Linked DNA regions of Homo sapiens: region 1 is linked to region 2. A link is a contact called in ENCODE Hi-C or POLR2A ChIA-PET data. All regions are on one chromosome and are shown on one strand. The core of a region is the stretch at or near the end of the contact, and the rest is flanking DNA. Distances in the headings are between cores, read along the strand shown. Region 1 overlaps IL16 (interleukin 16). Region 2 has its middle 21 kb from the start of IL16.

What was found. Hi-C counts contacts between places; a loop is a spot of excess contacts on that map. ChIA-PET counts read pairs that join two places held with the same protein, here RNA polymerase II (POLR2A). Pooled maps may share reads with other maps.
Region 1: a loop to region 2 is called in a pooled map, with 2.1 times the contacts of the local background. The contact joins two enhancer-like sites. A Hi-C loop is called at or near these places in 9 of 168 maps with a recorded cell type or tissue (CD14-positive monocyte, Jurkat, Right ventricle myocardium inferior and 4 more) and 4 of 50 pooled maps. POLR2A ChIA-PET finds 5 or more read pairs at or near these places in 3 of 52 experiments (AG04450, WTC11 and activated T-cell).

What each region holds. Positions count from the first base shown.
Region 1 is chr15:81,223,724-81,226,907 of GRCh38, forward strand. It overlaps IL16 (interleukin 16), which reads left to right. Exons shown (of 19, transcript NM_172217.5): 2 at 1,576-1,988. The coding sequence starts at 1,677. Among named protein-coding and RNA genes, the nearest start is that of IL16, 28 kb to the left of the region's middle. Within about 2 kb of position 1,553, at least 11 of the 41 ENCODE cell types and tissues checked have a DNase peak (open chromatin) inside an H3K27ac peak, as active enhancers do; they include heart left ventricle, where a contact is called at or near this core.
Region 2 is chr15:81,174,431-81,177,830 of GRCh38, forward strand. No RefSeq gene overlaps it. Among named protein-coding and RNA genes, the nearest start is that of IL16, 21 kb to the right of the region's middle. Within about 2 kb of position 2,106, at least 7 of the 41 ENCODE cell types and tissues checked have a DNase peak (open chromatin) inside an H3K27ac peak, as active enhancers do; they include heart left ventricle, where a contact is called at or near this core.

The sequences.
Region 1 (3,184 bases), core at 303-2,802, 49 kb after region 2:
CTGATTACTGAAACAGTACTACTGTTGGCCAGAGCTGGAGGCCCAGTTGGTGGCCACGAATGTTTCATGATACCAATCTGTTCAGGAGTGAGAGTGTCTCCTTCAAGGCTTAGAGACCCACAGTCAGGCATGAACTCTGCAGAGGCTTGGATTTGTCTGTGATTGGAGTTTTACTATCATTTGAGATGGAAGGACATGGAGTACAAAACTTAGGCATGTTGACAAGAGGGTGCTTGATAAAATGGATCAAAACCGAATTAATTTATACTAAAGCATCAAACACAGTGCCTGATATATTGTAGACTTTCAATCAATCATTAATTCATTTTTGTTTATTGCTATTGATTACTGGGATGGTTGGTGAATAAATTGATAAAATCAAAGAGCTAATACAGAAAACAATAAATGTGTGCAATTCGAGTGCTGAAAAACAGTCTATTTTTAGGCAGAAATTCTCCTTTTGGAGGATATGTGAAAGGGTTTTGATGTAATGAAATGTTATTAGGTCTCTGCTATTCCTTATTCAATACTGGATGTGCGCAAACAGCAGTACCAATGGGCCAAGAGCATCCCACAATTTGTTGTTCTGGCCACAGCCTCTCTTTTGTGGCTTGGGCCTGAGTCAGAACTTTTTAGGATACAGCATCAGGGCTCCTTTCACCACCTGCTTCATGGAAACTGAATCCATGGGAGGCTCCTCTTGGCAAAGCTGAGCCAGGATGTTGGCCTGACTGGAAAGCCCATCTTTGGTCTCTCTGGCTGTGAGAGTTTGACCCAGTGGGGATAGGTGATGAAGCAGGAGCCCCTGGGCCTGACTGTGACTCTGGCCAAGTGTTTGACTTTAGGCCTGGAGAAAGGCACTCATGTTTGCCAGGAGCCTGTTATGTGCTCATCCCTTTGGCAGGCACTTGCCAAGTGTCACCTTCTTTTATGCTCACATCAACTCTGGCAGGTCAGTGTTAGGTAAGACTTCCAACCTTCCTAGCCTTGGGCTCTTCATCTGTCAATGGAGGACATAAGACATCAGTGGTCTTCAGACTCAGCTCCATGGATTCTGGGGTTTCTTTGGAGATGCCATGGGAGTTATCAAGGGTGAAGTTACCAAGGGGACCAGGAAAGTGGAACTTAGTTTTGGTTTTCCCATCTTTGGTCTGCTCTATAGACTGGAGTTCACTGCACACTTTTGTTTAAAGAATGGCTTCCAAGTTTAAAAACCTCACAAAGTACTGGCCTCTAAGATCCCTAAACTGTCTCCTGTAACTTATTACTGGCTCTTCTGCTAGTGCCTTGGGTTGGTACTTCCCCTCTCTGCACCTCAGTTCCCTTGTCTATAGAATGAGAAGCTCTGGGGCTAGGTCTCCATGACACTGGGAGTGGAGTGGGTGTTAACCGCTTGGGTTAACTGAGCCCCATTTGGCTGGCACACTGGAAGGGCCAGTGATCTTAAAGGATGATCTGCCCATCTGTCCTGCTTCACGGGCACCAAGAACCCGTGGCTCAGATCCAGGACTCGTGTGCAGCTCCACTTGTCAGCAGCAAGTCACATTGCTTCTTCCCATTTCCTCTTTCCTCTAGGGACTCATGAAGTGGCAGCTAAGCCCTGTCCAGTGGCCACCCGTCAGCCAAGGGCCAGAGACCAGGAAAGGAAGAAAGGCAGCTTCACTTCCTCTTTGAGGATGGAGTCGCACAGCCGCGCTGGAAAGAGCAGAAAATCTGCAAAATTTCGGTCCATCTCCAGGTCCCTGATGCTCTGTAATGCTAAGACCAGTGATGATGGCTCTAGCCCTGATGAGAAATATCCTGATCCCTTTGAGATTTCCTTGGCCCAGGGCAAGGAGGGAATTTTCCACTCATCTGTGCAGCTGGCAGACACATCGGAGGCTGGGCCCAGCAGTGTTCCTGATCTAGCACTGGCCTCGGAGGCTGCTCAACTCCAAGCAGCTGGGAATGATCGAGGCAAGACCTGTAGGAGGATATTCTTCATGAAGGTATGCCCAGGCTTTGCAGGCCTGAACTAGCCTGCAGTTGGTTTCTGGTGCTGTGAATTAAAGTCTTTGAATCCATTTATTCAAAAATCATGAAGCTGCAGAGTTATAATTCTGAAAGAGAGCAAGAAAAAAGTTGAGGCAGGGCCCACTGGAACTGTAACAATGAGTATGGGAGTGAATCAGGCTCAGTTAACACTCTTGCTTGAGAGGTTCAGGGAAGCACTATGTCACTCCAAGGTAAACTGAGCCTAGATCCCTGATGGAAAATGCCAGATGCAGTAGTCAATACACTGGGAAGCTCTTTTCTCTAGACAGGCATTATAGAGCATACCATAGGCAGGCCAAATCACATCTTTCTTGTAGACTTATAGAAACAGACTTATAGGGCCTGGGCAGAGAAGGAGGCCTTATGGCAAGCAAGGTAAGGGGTGCCGGATGAGTGAGTTTGTTCCCTGAATGCTGACTGTGAACATTTTCCAGGTACCTTCTGCCATTTTCAACATAGGTGTAGATGCTGAAGGTGGCAAGTGGAGCCATCAATAGGGGAGGGGGAAATAAGCAGTGTCTGGGGACCTGCCAGAATTCAGAATGTTTTCCTTTCTGTTATATCATATTTCAATTTTTGTCATCATAATGAGATGGAGATTGCAGAATACCAGAAATCTAGACCAAGTAAAATATTTTGCTATCAAGTGCTGTGGCTTCTATCAAAGGTGAGATTTTTCAAGAGTCCAGATGGCCCTAAACCATGGGATCAGTGCTGCTAACGCAGTGATAAGCCAACATACAGACATTTCTCCTATAGCCTACTGCCAGTCTATGCATTTAAATAGGGAAGACATTCCAGTACCTTTGAAAGGGGTCTGTCACCTCTGTACAGCTTGCCTTCTTCAGGAGGGAAATCACTATTTAACACACATAATAAACAACATTTGTGTTAAGGGCCTTAAGGACTCCACAGCATCCTTAAGAGCCTCACCCAGCCCAGTCTGCTCTATAACCCATGATGTGACTTCTATTAATATGTCCTGCACTCACTTAATTGGGTAGAAGGAGAAGCCATCAGCCCAGTGGGTTTGGGGGAGGCTCGCCAGGCTCCCAGGCTGCCATTAATGATGTGAAAAAATCTAATCCACCAACTGAGAGTCAAATTTATTAGTGACATTATGAATGTATCTAGATTAGCGCTCACCTAA
Region 2 (3,400 bases), core at 856-3,355:
AGTGGGGCTGATCTGGGGGAGCCTCCAGAACTTGACAGCCTCACTACTGATTTATTTTGGCTCTGTGGTCGATGTAAAGGAAGAGAAAAGTGTGAGATGACCTGGAAGGAGTTGAGAAGGCATCCTGGGGGGACTGGAAATACCTTTGAGGCTAAGCCTAATGTCATCCCCTCTGTGAGGTCTTGTCTGTGTTTTCATTGTTGGAGTTCTTCTTTCCCTCGAGCTCACTCCTGGCCTTTAAGTCATCCAGTCTACCCCCACTCTGTGTTCTTAGTTCTGCAGTCACCACTTTTGGACATAGGGCTGAGATCTGATCTTTGCAACTTGACTCTGGGGCCTTCCTTGAGAACAGAGCTCTGGCCTTTTGTGCTAACTCTCTGTACTTTAAACTGCCTCAGTGAGTAGATCTGGCCTTGGGTGGACCATTGGCCTCTTTCTGGTTGACATCCATCCAAACACATTCAGTTTCCCTTGGAGAGGTGGAATTCAGACAACAATCCTTTGTCCCCCCTGGCTTAGCAATCTGTGGCAGCATGAGCTGGAATACTCCGCATTCCAGCCAAGCCTCTGCCCCCTCCAGGTTTTCCTAGCTAGAACAACTCAATAATTTCTGCAAGACAAAACTGACTTAAGGTAGGAAGAGCAGAACTTACTTACCATCTTCCAAATGATGTACTTATTACTTGCTTATCTCCACCTCAAGGGGGAGCAAAGATATGATGCCCCAGGGATTAACCCAGGACTTTCATGTTAGTTCTGGTTCCTAACTCATTCCTGGGTGCCATGTGTTACTCTCTGGGTCCCCTATTGCTTCTTGGGTCCCTGTAATGGGCTGGTATTGGAGTCACTTTACTTTTTCCCTTTACTACAACAGACAATCCAGATGAACCTCCACAGTCAGTCAGCCAGCCAGATAGTGGCCATAAGTGTCAATTGATATTTGTCAGTTTCTTTCCTGCTCTTGTCTAGTTTGGAGGAGATAACCAAACTTTGATGGCATTCTACAATGTGCTGCTGACCACAATATGCCTTAATTCAGAGAGGTAATACAGGTGAAGTGATTAGCACAGTACCTGGCACAGAGTAAACACTCAGGAAATGGTAGCTGCCATCACTACCATCACCATCATCACCATCATAAACACCACCAGCTACCACCACCATCATCACCATCATAAACACCATCAACCACCACCACACCATCATCACTATCGTCCCCATCATCACCACCACCACCACCACCACCATCATCACTATTATCACCACTACCATGATCACCATCATCACTATTTTCAACACTACCATGACTGCCATCATCATAACCACCACCATCATTGCCATCATCACTACTACCACCATCACTCAGTCTGTGCTTTTGCCCTTCTTTGAATGTTGAATGAGGCTCAATTTGTCCTTCACATGAATGTTGAAAAATAATAAAGCATTTAAAAATCCATAAATTGATATAATGGCCTGCCTCTATAATGTTCTGAATGCAAAAACAAATGATGAAGGCAGTGAACATTTTAAAACTAATGAGCTGGTTGAATAAGAACATTGATTATTAGGTGCACTTACCATCCGCAGAGTTGAAGGCATTGGGGTTAATGATTACACATTAGACTGAAAAATAGTTTACTGGCATTTTCTGAGCCAGCCCCATCTCCCATGCGGTCACTGTCATGTAAGTTGTCACATGTCACTCCATTCAGTGTGGCAGCTCTCCATGGGAATGTGTGGGAAGTGGCCAAGGGTTTGAGAGACAATGCTGGCTCTTCTGATGACAGGGCCTGGAAGATGTTGCAGGCCATTTGCTACACAAGGCCCCGGTGGAGAATGAAGAAGCCAAGTTTTAGAGGTTTGTGATCTTGGGATGATGCTGGCAGGCAATGGCTCAGCTCCTGAAGTGTTAAATGTGATTTGACAGCGTCAGCTGAGAACTCAGAGGTCCAGGCAATGGGAAACGGGAGGAAGTCGGCTGTGGGAACTGGTCCCGGGGCTGCTGTAGGTCTGGCCCCTCGGGAACACTACAGATCCATTATATAACAGGGAGTGGTGCAGTTGGACTGGATTTGGGCTGTCTGCCCCGCAGAAGTGGCCTGTGCTGAATCTGGTAGGGGCAGTAACTTGTGGCTTTGGGAGAATGAAGTAGGGGCCGACTATACAGTCCAGTCTCTACGCTAGAGGCCGCTAAACAAGAGGGAACATACGGCCAAGGGGCAGGGTTTAGGGCGGGCTCCAGGCCCAACAGGGAAGGCACAGGCCAGGCAACAGCAGCGGGAGGCAGGCTAGGCAGACCAAGTCAATACATGAGACCTGGGAGGACTCAGGGCTCATTCCAGGCACAGTAGATCCTATGCCCACAGCAGTGCAGGTCACTGCGGGCCTCGCGTGCCAAGCTCTCTGAGCCCCCCAACATCCTGGCAGCCCAGTCACAATCAGCTCAGGGCTGGGGAAGGCCCGGTAGCAACTGGAAGCATCTGTGTCCATAGCCCTGAGGGGCTGGGGGGCACAAGGACTAGCTGAGGAAGGGGACCCAATCATCTGAAGGGAGAACAATCCAAGGGACTGTTGAGTGTGTGGGGGACACCAACAAACTGTCAGTGCTAGGGGCCAGTAAGGGGTGCTGCTAATGGGGGCACAGCCAGCGGCCAAGAGGGAACAGAAATTGGAATGTGTATGGGTGGCTGAATTTTTTTTTTTTTTTTATTTTTTTTTTGAGACGGAGTCTCGCTCTGTCGCCCAGGCCGGACTGCGGACTGCAGTGGCGCAATCTCGGCTCACTGCAAGCTCCGCTTCCCGGGTTCACGCCATTCTCCTGCCTCAGCCTCCCGAGTAGCTGGGACTACAGGCGCCCGCCACCGCGCCCGGCTAATTTTTTGTATTTTTAGTAGAGACAGGGTTTCACCTTGTTAGCCAGGATGGTCTCGATCTCCTGACCTCATGATGGGTGGCTGAAGTTATGTCTCTCCCAAGGTGGTTTAACTGGTAAGAGGCAGGACCTTTCATTCTTCGTTATAGACAGTTGGGTGTAACAAAAACCTGTTCCCTCGGCTCCTTTTATGCAGGGGAGGGATGGCAAGGATTTGGGTTTGTGTATGGGAAGAGGTCATATAGAAAGAATGAAAGAAATAGAGAGAAGACCTCCCCAAATGTGGTTTCTCCCCAACCCCCTAAAGCTCATTCCAGCTTTCCAGCTTTTCTAATTTGTGGTTATAATTGGGATGGTGCCATTCTGACCCCCACCCATTCTTCCAGGTTGAGGGACATAGTCTAGAGAGGAAGGAGGTGTGCAAAGAAGCTTGGTGCTTTGGGGTCTCTTCCTGGGGCTGGTGGTAGAAACTCAGAAGTCAGTGTCAAGGACCTTTCATCTGAGATGCACATGCATGAGATTCCTAAG